2 separate regions of the Homo sapiens genome follow, and region 2 is linked to region 1. The links are chromatin contacts, found by Hi-C or POLR2A ChIA-PET in ENCODE. All regions are on one chromosome and are shown on one strand. Each heading gives the region's core, a stretch centred on a gene start or an enhancer-like site at or near the end of the contact. The rest is flanking DNA. Distances are from core to core; before and after follow the strand shown.

The links. A loop is a pair of places that touch in the nucleus more often than their neighbours do. ChIA-PET counts read pairs that join two places held with the same protein, here RNA polymerase II (POLR2A). Pooled maps may share reads with other maps.
Region 2: a map of chondrocyte shows a loop between it and region 1 (1.8-fold over the local background). The contact joins two enhancer-like sites. A Hi-C loop is called at or near these places in 1 of 168 maps with a recorded cell type or tissue (chondrocyte), 6 of 37 single-sample maps with no recorded cell type and 3 of 50 pooled maps. POLR2A ChIA-PET finds 5 or more read pairs at or near these places in 2 of 52 experiments (GM12878 and MCF 10A).

Annotation. Positions count from the first base shown.
Region 1 is chr3:190,000,847-190,005,955 of GRCh38, forward strand. All of the region lies in intron 1 of P3H2 (prolyl 3-hydroxylase 2), which reads right to left. Among named protein-coding and RNA genes, the nearest start is that of P3H2, 120 kb to the right of the region's middle. Within about 2 kb of position 3,050, at least 3 of the 41 ENCODE cell types and tissues checked have a DNase peak (open chromatin) inside an H3K27ac peak, as active enhancers do.
Region 2 is chr3:190,090,386-190,095,494 of GRCh38, forward strand. The region is part of intron 1 of P3H2 (prolyl 3-hydroxylase 2); the gene reads right to left. Among named protein-coding and RNA genes, the nearest start is that of P3H2, 28 kb to the right of the region's middle. Within about 2 kb of position 1,971, at least 3 of the 41 ENCODE cell types and tissues checked have a DNase peak (open chromatin) inside an H3K27ac peak, as active enhancers do.

The sequences.
Region 1 (5,109 bases), core at 1,800-4,299:
GTTAAGGAGGGATATAATCAGATCTGATACACATTTTAAAATGATAATTCAAACTTCTTTGTGGAAAACAGATCTTCCTAGAGGGCAGAAGAGCACTGCAGTAATCAGTCAGAGATGATGCTTTTACTTTGCAAAATAATGCAGCACAGCGTAAGTCAGTTGCCTGTTTTACTTTCCTTCCATTTCCTGCCTCGATTCCTTTCTCTTCGTCTATTTTGCCCATCCTTGCTCTAACAATGTTTCTCAATTCAGAAGGCAAACACGTAACACAAAAGGAAACGCTTCTAAAATTTCCAAAGATTTTGTGTGGAAAATATGTAAGTTCCCTATTTTCTGAATTAGGATATGTAGCTCAAATATTTTGAATACGAAATTAAGAACAACTTGTAAGGCACGTGCAACAAAGAAAAGGGGCTAATAATTCTAAAGCACATTAAAACATGGAAATACCACTATGTACTTCTCAAATAGAATATTTGGCAGCACTTTTTACTCTTTTGAAGGTTTTTTGTACAGAGTAAAACATCAAGCGTAAAATAAGTAATTTCCATTATTCTCAAACATCAACATTTTCAATAAATGAATGAATTCTTTTTCTACTTTCGTCACCCTAACTTTGGGAATTTATCCATTACATTTTAATGAAGTGCTATGGTTTTTGCCTTCGTTTTTTTACTTAAATTTCACAATATAGTAACTTTAGAGATTTTTAACTCCCAAGTGACAAGCATGTAAGCTGACACTGAAGACATCCTGTTTCTAAGCCACAGCGCAAGTTCTAAGCTCTAGCTAGCAGCATAAGCACAACAGCTAGAGAGAAAGGAAGTCATCAAATTACAGCATGTATATCACACTAAACAACCAAATTCATCCTTTGATGAACCTGTAAGATGTGTGTGTGTATACACTCATATACATACACATGTCACAAGGCACATTTGTAGACATTTCATTACTTGCTAAAAAGTCTCCAAATTTACTCGAATTTTTGCCAACTTGAGTTAATTTTTCTTCATAGAACCAAATAAATAAATACATTTCTTACAATATGAATAATATATTAAAAGAATATTCTTAAAATTTACAAAACATCAAATTTTGAAATAAAATTTGGAAGCAGTTTGTTCAACCTACTGAATTAAACGAAATCCTGTAAATTACAGTATTTAAATGTAAAGTATGGGCTTATGAATGAGAATTTAATCTTATTTTAGGACATTCCTAAACATTTCTATATAGCAGAGTCAGATTTTTGGAGTAAAATAATAGCCATATAGCAAATAACTTTGCATTTTATTTCACAGTTACTGATGATGTTAATACATTAATATAACTTGTAAAAAGATCCATATTTGAAATTTTCACAATTCAGTTATAAGAAAAAACAGTTTATATCTCCTGACAAATTTATAAAATTAATTTTAACATCCATAGAGAACTACCTAATATATTCTGTTGCACCTTTTGCCTTGACTACTGGGAAGCTCAGAATTGCATTCACTGTCATTTACAGTAACTATATTATATTATGTTGGGTTTCTTTCTTTCTTTTTTCTTTTCTTTTTTTTTTTTTGAGTTGGAATCTCGCTCTGTTGCCAGGCTGGAGTGCAATGGCATGGTCTCAGCTCACTGCAATCTCTGCCTCCTGGGTTCGAGCAATTCTCCTGCCTCAGCCTCCCAAGCAGCTGGGATTACAGGCACGCGCCAACACACCCGGCTAATTTTTGTATTTTTAGTAGAGATGGAGTTTCACCGTGTTGGCCAAGCCAGTCTTGAACTCCTGATCTCGTGATCCGCCCACCTTGGCCTACCAAAGTGCTGGGATTACAGGCGTGAGCCACCGTGCCCGGCATTATGTTGGGTTTCTAATGTGTCAAACTAAAGCTGGCATATTTCACTTTTTTCTTTGAGTGTTTTTGTTTCCATTTCAAAAATCTAACTATACAAATAGTTGCCTTAGCAAGGAAACTCAGGGACATACAAAAGGTACAACCTATTTAAAATATATACTCCCATAGTAAGGGAGATTTTTATACAATATATTCCTTTTCTACATCTCAAGGCAGAACATTTTAAAATTTCTAGCTTTGAAGAACACATGTTAATTCACAAGTTAGGTGGCCATGCTAATGTAGAAAATGAACTTATCTTTGCATTTATGGAATGTCACTCTAAAATACAGTCATAGGTATAAGTAACTATTTATCGTTTTCAAAATGCAATTTGGTAAGGATTAAATGGAAATGACGTTTCTGAAGAGTAATATTTCCTCTGTGGAGTAAGTTGGAAAGGAAGAATGAACATGCTTTCTTAAAGTGCTTTCTTTTGCCAAACTGCTTATGCTCTTTCCCTCAATTACTTATGGTCCTGATTCTGATTAATAGACTCCTGCTTTTTTAAACACTCTAGTGAAGTTTTAGTCTTGATGTTTACATTTTAGTGTTAAACACTAATGGTGAATAGCCATGGCCAAATGAGGATACTCTTAGGAGCTCCGTGAAACAACAGATTCCATCAGCTTTCTAGAAGATTTCTTATCTAAATAGAAACCATCTTTCTGGGTAAGGAAAACATTAAAGTGAAGACACAGAACTTTTAAACATACTATTTCCGATTAGAGACTATTAAAAATGAAATGCCCTTGATGTTAAAAAAAAAAAAAAAACTATCTAAGTATTAGCCAGAAATAAGTGTGTGCTTTGAATTAGACAAAATCGCTCAAGTCATCTGTGTATTGTCTAACTTCCTACCAAGGGAACAGCCAAAATTTGAATGGCTGCTGGGTAAGAAGGAGAGCACATTATCTTAGTGATGGAAGGTAGACAAGTCGTCTCTGCCTCGGGTCGAATGAAGTTAGTGTGCATGGTCTATTGGTATGTTACTGTTGTTTTTGGTTCTAAATGCTAGGACAGGGTAAGACTGAATAACTGGGCAGGGATCTTAACCTCTGCAGTGTTTGTCCAGCACTCTCCCTTGAGGTGTCAGATGATGACTAATGGTTACCGAAAAGCAGTGTGGGCCAAGACCTTGCTGACATTTGTTTCCTGCTACTGTTTTTGGAATCTGCTTTAATCCTTTTCAAAGTTTATTCTGAAGGTAGTTGTCATTAATTTCATACCTTAGCTTTGCCAGCATCCCATGACTATGGTAGTAGTCATTACTTTAACATCTCAAGAATCTAGTTCATGTCAGATTTTGAAAAATAAATAAATAGAAATCCAATGTTTCTCTATGTGAGTACAGAACTCTACTCCTCTTATACATGACCTCTGTATTGGTGAGCACAATCTAACTTGTGAGGTTGCCAATAATAAAAATTGCATTTGTCATATAGGTTGTATGTTTTATATAGTTGGCAAAGCATTTTATAATATTAGTAATAAAAATAAGAGAAATAAAAATGGCCATTTATTGAGTTTGTCTGCCCAAGAGGACAGCTTCAAAAAGCTAGATGAGCCCTTACCTCTACTTCAGGACCAGCGCAGAAAGTGGCTGGTAATTATTGACAAGGGTACGTTATGATACAAACGATAATTTATTTGTTTATTTATTTCGAGACGGAGTCTCGCTCTGTCGCCCAGGCTGGAGTGCAGTGGCGGGATCTCGGCTCACTGCAAGCTCCGCCTCCCGGGTTCACGCCATTCTCCTGCCTCAGCCTCCCGAGTAGCTGGGACTACAGGCGCCCGCCTCCACGCCCGGCTAATTTTTTGTATTTTTAGTAGAGACGGGGTTTCACCGTCTTAGCCGGGATGGTCTCGATCTCCTGACCTTGTGATCCGCCCGCCTCGGCCTCCCAAAGTGCTGGGATTACAGGTGTGAGCCACCGCGCCTGGCCACGAACAATAATTTATAGCACCAAGTCAAAACTTGTCCAGGGACAGAGTTCCCCTTAATGAACTTTAGGATACAAAAACAAATTTTGTTGTGATAACACTTGACTCATATTTTGCCTGGTTTTCATTATAATAAAGGGGGAAAAACGTTGTCTTTCCCGAGTGACTCAATTAAAAAAAAAATTTTAGCTGGCCATCAATTTACTACAGCTAAAAGTCAGCTTCCTAATTGTTCACTACCACAGTTATGTCTCTACAACCAATAGCAGCCAGATCACATTTTTTCCTCAAACTGTATGTCACAATCATTTGAATTTGTCACAAATCACTTGTCACAAATCATTTGTCAAAAATCATATGTCACAAATCATTTGAATTTGTCAATTATGATAGCAAAATGGCAATTAACTATGGATTTCTGTTTCTAAGATAGCTTTTTGAAAATCAGCAGTGAAATAGCTTAATGCAAGCCTGGGAATGATTTTTCTGATCTTGAGAATATGAAAAAAAATTTCAAAAGTTTGTTGCTGTGTCTGCAACATTGTTTTGTGAAATGACAAAGCCTCAGACATCAAATGCTTGTCACAAGCACTGGGAATCAAAGTATGGGTTTATTTAGTGTTTCTCCTGTAAGTCCACATGTTTCCTGAGTAGACTGCATGGGGGCATATAGATCAGGGAGAAGAAGTAATCATTTGGGCCCTGGCCTGTTTTAAATTGTAACAATGCTAGGATAACACTGAAAATAGCTTGGCAAATTTGATTATTTGAGGAGGCTTTTAGGGTTTAGTGAATGTACAAATAAATTCTGTCATTATAATTTCCAACATGCTTGGTCTCCCTTCCATTTTGTGTTTATGAAACAAACTTAACATTCCACTCAAATCGCTTTACTGTGAGCAATGCAAGAAAAGCAAACAAGTAAATCAAAAGCCTTTCCACTTGTACCTTTTTGGTATAAATACGCCACGTTCTTCTGTGAAATATAAACTCTTGCTTTTATAGGAGTGGGAAGATTTACTTCAAAAGTTATTTCCAAACACTCATTTCAGCTCATGCAAAGGAATGCATCGTGGCTGCAAGCCAAGGGGAATTTTATTCCAAAGACCCCTCCTGGAGGAATCTTTAAGAGGAGACTAAGGTCTCTGCAGGTATGTCACCCATCAAGCTCACTAATGGGTACTCCTAACCTGACAGGCCACATGCTCTTACTAAAGAGATGGTTTTCATGATAGAGTTCTTTCATTTCAATGTTTCATACATTCCTCTGGCATCA
Region 2 (5,109 bases), core at 721-3,220, 88 kb after region 1:
GCATATTTTAGACTCAAAAAATATTTACCACCTATTGGCCGCGCACGGTGGCTCACGCCTGTAATCCCAGCACTTTGGGAGGCTGAGGCGGGTGGATCACGAGGTCAGGAGATCGAGATCATCCTGGCTAACATGGTGAAACCCCGTCTCTACTAAAAATACAAAAAATTAGCTGGGCATGGTGGCGGGCACCTGTAGTCCCAGCTACTCGGGAGGCTGAGGCAGGAGAATGGTGTGAAGCTGGGAGGCGGAGCTTGCAGTGAGCCCAGATTGTGCCACTGCACTCCAGCCTGGGTGACAGAGCAAGACTCTGACTCAAAAAAAAAAAAAATTTACCACCTATTACCTTAGAAAACAAACTGTAAACCTAGTAGAATTCTTCACCAGGCACTTGAACACTACCAAGTCTTTATACACATTATTCCTTTTTCTTGGAGAGCCCCACCCCATTTCCTCTGTGTGGAATGTTTTACTCCTTTGCAAGACGTAACTTCAGTGTCAATTTCTCACAGAAGTTTCCTTCATTCACTCAGTTACCTACTCCCTCATCAATACTATCATAGCCTTCTCATGTATTATTTTTTTATTCCGCCTGCCATCTCTCAAAACTATGAACAAATAAGGTATGACTGTGCTTCTTTCTACCTGCCAACACAGGTATTCAGTCTTATTTGGAATATAATGTTTGTTCTATAAATAAAATAAATATCAAAGCTAGTTTTTTATTGTGCAAGTGAAGAGGAATTTCAGCCACAAAAAATCAAAAGCCAAGTAATCCAAAAATTATGTGTTGGCTTTTAGTATTGATTTGGATTTGTGGAGACCATTTTAGCTTCTGGATTGTGTTTACCAAGGTACAGCATTAAGCTCAAATTTGCTAAATGCTTTCTGGTCTGATATAAAGCATTCAGATTGATGGAAGTGGTTCTAAGAGTCATGATTGCCATATGGAAACACGAAGTGGACACATTTGTTACCTTAACAGTAACTTCTTTTAATGACTATACACTCTCAACTTTACACTTCTGCATAATTCATAGTTAATGAAATGATATAATAGGATGCCCCTATTTCCCATTATTACTAAGAAAAGAAAGGAAGTGTTACTACAATATCAATTTAGGACAGGTGATTACATCTTAATGTCTGTAAATGGCTATTTGCTTATATATATTGTACTAGAAAGTTTTCTTTATAAATACCAATCAATATAAGTTTCAAAGGAAAGATGGCACAAGCCAGATCCTTAACAAATAGAGTACCTGATAATTCTGAAAAGAATGATGGCAAATGAGGCTTTTTAAAGAGTACATAGGCTGGCAGAGGAAAACAGTATTCTGACAGTGTGAAAGCAAAGAGATGTTGGAGATGCCATATTTGTTTCTTTTGTTTTGTTTTGACATTCTCTGTGAAGTAGGAAATGTTACATGCAAAGAGGCTGAGATATTAAAGAAAGGGAAGAGAGAGCATAACCTGATGTATTAGAATAGGAACAACGTGGAACTAGGTTTTACTGATGTGCATTAAATAAGTGGGGCCATGTCTTACATGTAAAAATGTTTTCCAGCCATGCGCAGTGGCTCACGCCTATAATCCCAGCACTTTGGGAGGCCGAGGTGGGTGGATCACCTGAGGTCAGGAGTTTGAGATCAGCCTGGTCAACATGGTGAAACCCCGTCTCCACTAAAAATACAAAAATTACCCGGACATGGTGGTGGACACCTGTAGTCCCAGCTACTTGAGAGGCTGAGGTAGGAGAATGGCTTGATCCCAGGAGGCAGAGATTGCAGTGAGCTGAGATTGCACCACTGTACTCCAGCCTGGGCGATGGAACGAGACTCCGTCAAAAAAAAAAAAAAATCCAGTTGGTCTTAGCAACTCTATATTTCTATCAAAGGAGAAATACTTCAGCTGAAATAGTATAAAAGGGCCATGTACTCAGGGCAAGTAGTTTATACTAAAATAACCCCAATGCCATGAGTCACTTCCTCACCAACTTTGTCAATCTTTGGTTTGCTAAAAAGCAAAACCCTCCAAGAAGACAGTTGCTTAGCAAAATAGCTAGTGCTTAAGGCAAGGAACGAAGTCTAGAAAATACTCTCATTAGGAGCTACATCTTGCTTACATGGCTATCTTTAAAAATAAGGAAAAGTGCAAGGGACTTATGGCATTTTTCCAAAGGCAGAGTGCTGTTCTAGTTATCCAGCATTAGAGAGCTTACAGCTGCCTTATTAAGAGGATTATTCTTTCGGGAAGCTGGGATCTGAACTCTTTTCAGTCTTACTGGTATGTGCCCTTTTATTTTGAAAGCTCATTCATTTCAAGCAGTAAATTTTTATATTTTATTTAAGGCAATTAAGCAAAGATAATGAGACTTTTAAAAAGACAAAGAGGAAAAGAAGGGGCAAAGGAAAATAATATCCTTCCTTCCTATTCTACATCCGCTCCTGTAGTTCTTGTTTTTGCTCATAGAACCACAATCCATCAATCACCCAGGCTTTAAATCTCCGAGTCAATTCTGATCCCCTTCCTTTACTTTCTAATCCCCCCCAAAAATGATACAAACACCTATTAATTTCACCTGCTTAGTGTCTCATACATGTGATCTCTCTTCTCCTACTCCAATTCACCACCCAAAATTCCTCCCTTTATTAGAGCTTTCCTTAGTAGTGTGGGAGATAAAATCATGAAAAGAATGAAGGGACACAGTTTGAGAAGTAGAAATAATTCTGACATCAATTCTAAGAAATAATACTAAGCAACGATAATAGAAAATTGATAAACAACTCTAAAACCTTAGTTGTGATCATGCAGTGCGAATACATAGTAGACGGCAGAGACATAGCTCTGTGTCATTTGTCTGCAGTGCTCAGTGAACAGTGGTGGAGTGCTGTAAAGCTTGACAAGACAGACAGTTGAGGAAAAGAATGATCATCAATCCTTATTGCAATGCAAATGGCCCTACCCTTCTATACACGTGACTAGCTAAAGAGGTTGGCCATGAGTTGGGGGTTGGTCTGGAGAGAAAGGGAAAGAGGAACGAAGGCCATAGAGGAAAGTTCTGCTGGATAGCTAGAAAGGGTGAAATCAGATAAAGAAATCTGAGAAAATTAAAGGAAAATTATTAAGGCAGTGTCCTCACGGTTGTTGAACTCACAGGCATTGGTAGCTGGAGAGTGGATAAAAAGGAAGGATCGTGATGAACCACAAGTCATCTTCAGAAACTGAAGTCATCAAAGGTGTCCAGGATGGAGAAGAGAGAGAGTAGATGGCACTGCTGAAAATGTGACTGAGTGGAAGAAAAAAAGTGATTGCTACTATTTACAGTGTTTGTTTGCTTTGTTTTGGGTTTGGTTTAACATTGTTGTCAAAATGATTTGCAGTAGATACACTGAAAATAATTAATATGCTGGTGGCTTTTTTGGTAAGTTTTAGAAAAATTCACCACATTAATCATTAATGAAAATTTCATTAAAATTGAAGATTATACGCTATAAGTTTAAATGGCTCACTGAAAAATTCTCATGAAGTCATTTAGTTTTCATTTTACATGATAAAAATTTCACATCCTTTTCCCATTATCAACTTGGCTCCCAAGAATAAAAAAGTGGTGCTATGTAGCTAGCATGAACTAAAATAATTTTGATTAATTTTAAGAATTCCACAAACATTGATATAGAGCAATAGGTGACAATCTGATACACTGTAAAACCAGAATCGAGAATGTGTTTCTCTGGAAAATTAACATCTGCTCTACTGACTGGAACTATGGAGCTCTGTACATTGCAAAGACACTAATCAGTAATCCAATACTGACACTATTTCTTCCACCCAGGAAAGCAAAATCTTGGACCAAGTCCTCATGACAACATCCAAGTAACAAGCAGGAAATTCCAAGCTTGAAGTTATAGTTTCTATTTAGCTTTCTTTAGTATTTCAACTAGCCTCGGGATTCTTGCAGAAGGCATTCCTTTGAAAAGTTATTTTCCATTTCTCTTACATATCTGATGTCCTTGAATTCTATGACCCTGGTTGCTGATGGCAACCAGAACCATTCTAGACAGACTTGTTCTGATTTATGAAACAGTGAACCAAATTTAGCAGCCAAGTAAAACAGCCCACTGATTCACATTTTCCCTACAGGTTCCACAGAACCCAGGCACAGCTCCATAACCATTGGGACAATGGTGGCCTTGGAAAGGCTGACTCAAGCTCATAGCCTTGATGTCCTGAGTACAATACAGCAACAACAGTGGGGTACTGGGTCTCTCTGACATTCTGCCCAACCCAAAACAGGAAGTGATAAAACTGAGATAATAAAAAGACATATATAGTACTTTGTAATCCGCAAAACACCTAACACAGCCAATACAGAGAAACATCCTTCTGTTCATCCTGTAAAGGAAGAGGACCACTTTTCTTCACTAGAAGACAAAAGAAACAAGACTCAGAGGTGTAAATGACTGGTCCAAAGTCAGGCAGCTAGAAAAGGAATGACTAGAACAATTATTCAGATTTTTTGACTGATCATCCATGATTATGTCATTGTATCGAGACAATTCTGCCACAGTCAGGCCAAATATAATCAATATCACAAGTTTGAAAACTTAGTAAAAGAATAGAGCCAGTATTTCCCAAAGTAAGTTCCATTAGTTTTCACAGAAAAGTGAACATGTGCTTTATTCTTAGGTTTTGACAGGCATATCTAAGAATTTTATATGTATTAGCTTATTTAATTATTATAACACTTTTAGAAGTTGCTCATTGTACAGACATGAAAACTGAGACTTATTATTATGTTCATTTTACAGATGACAAAACCGAGTCTTACAGACATTAAATATCTAACCCAAATTTACACACCTATACACAGGAACTTGAAGCTGACTCATGTCTCAAAGACAAATTGTCTCAAAACATATATATATATATATATATATATATATATATATATATATATATATGGATTATCACCTCAAAATGTTAAGCAATGAACCTATATCTACACCAAGAAGAGTTATACAATGTTCAACATTTTGCTTACAATTCTGCAATGTAAGCAAACCAAAAAAACCTCATCCAAAAGTTTACAAGGAGAATTTAATTTCA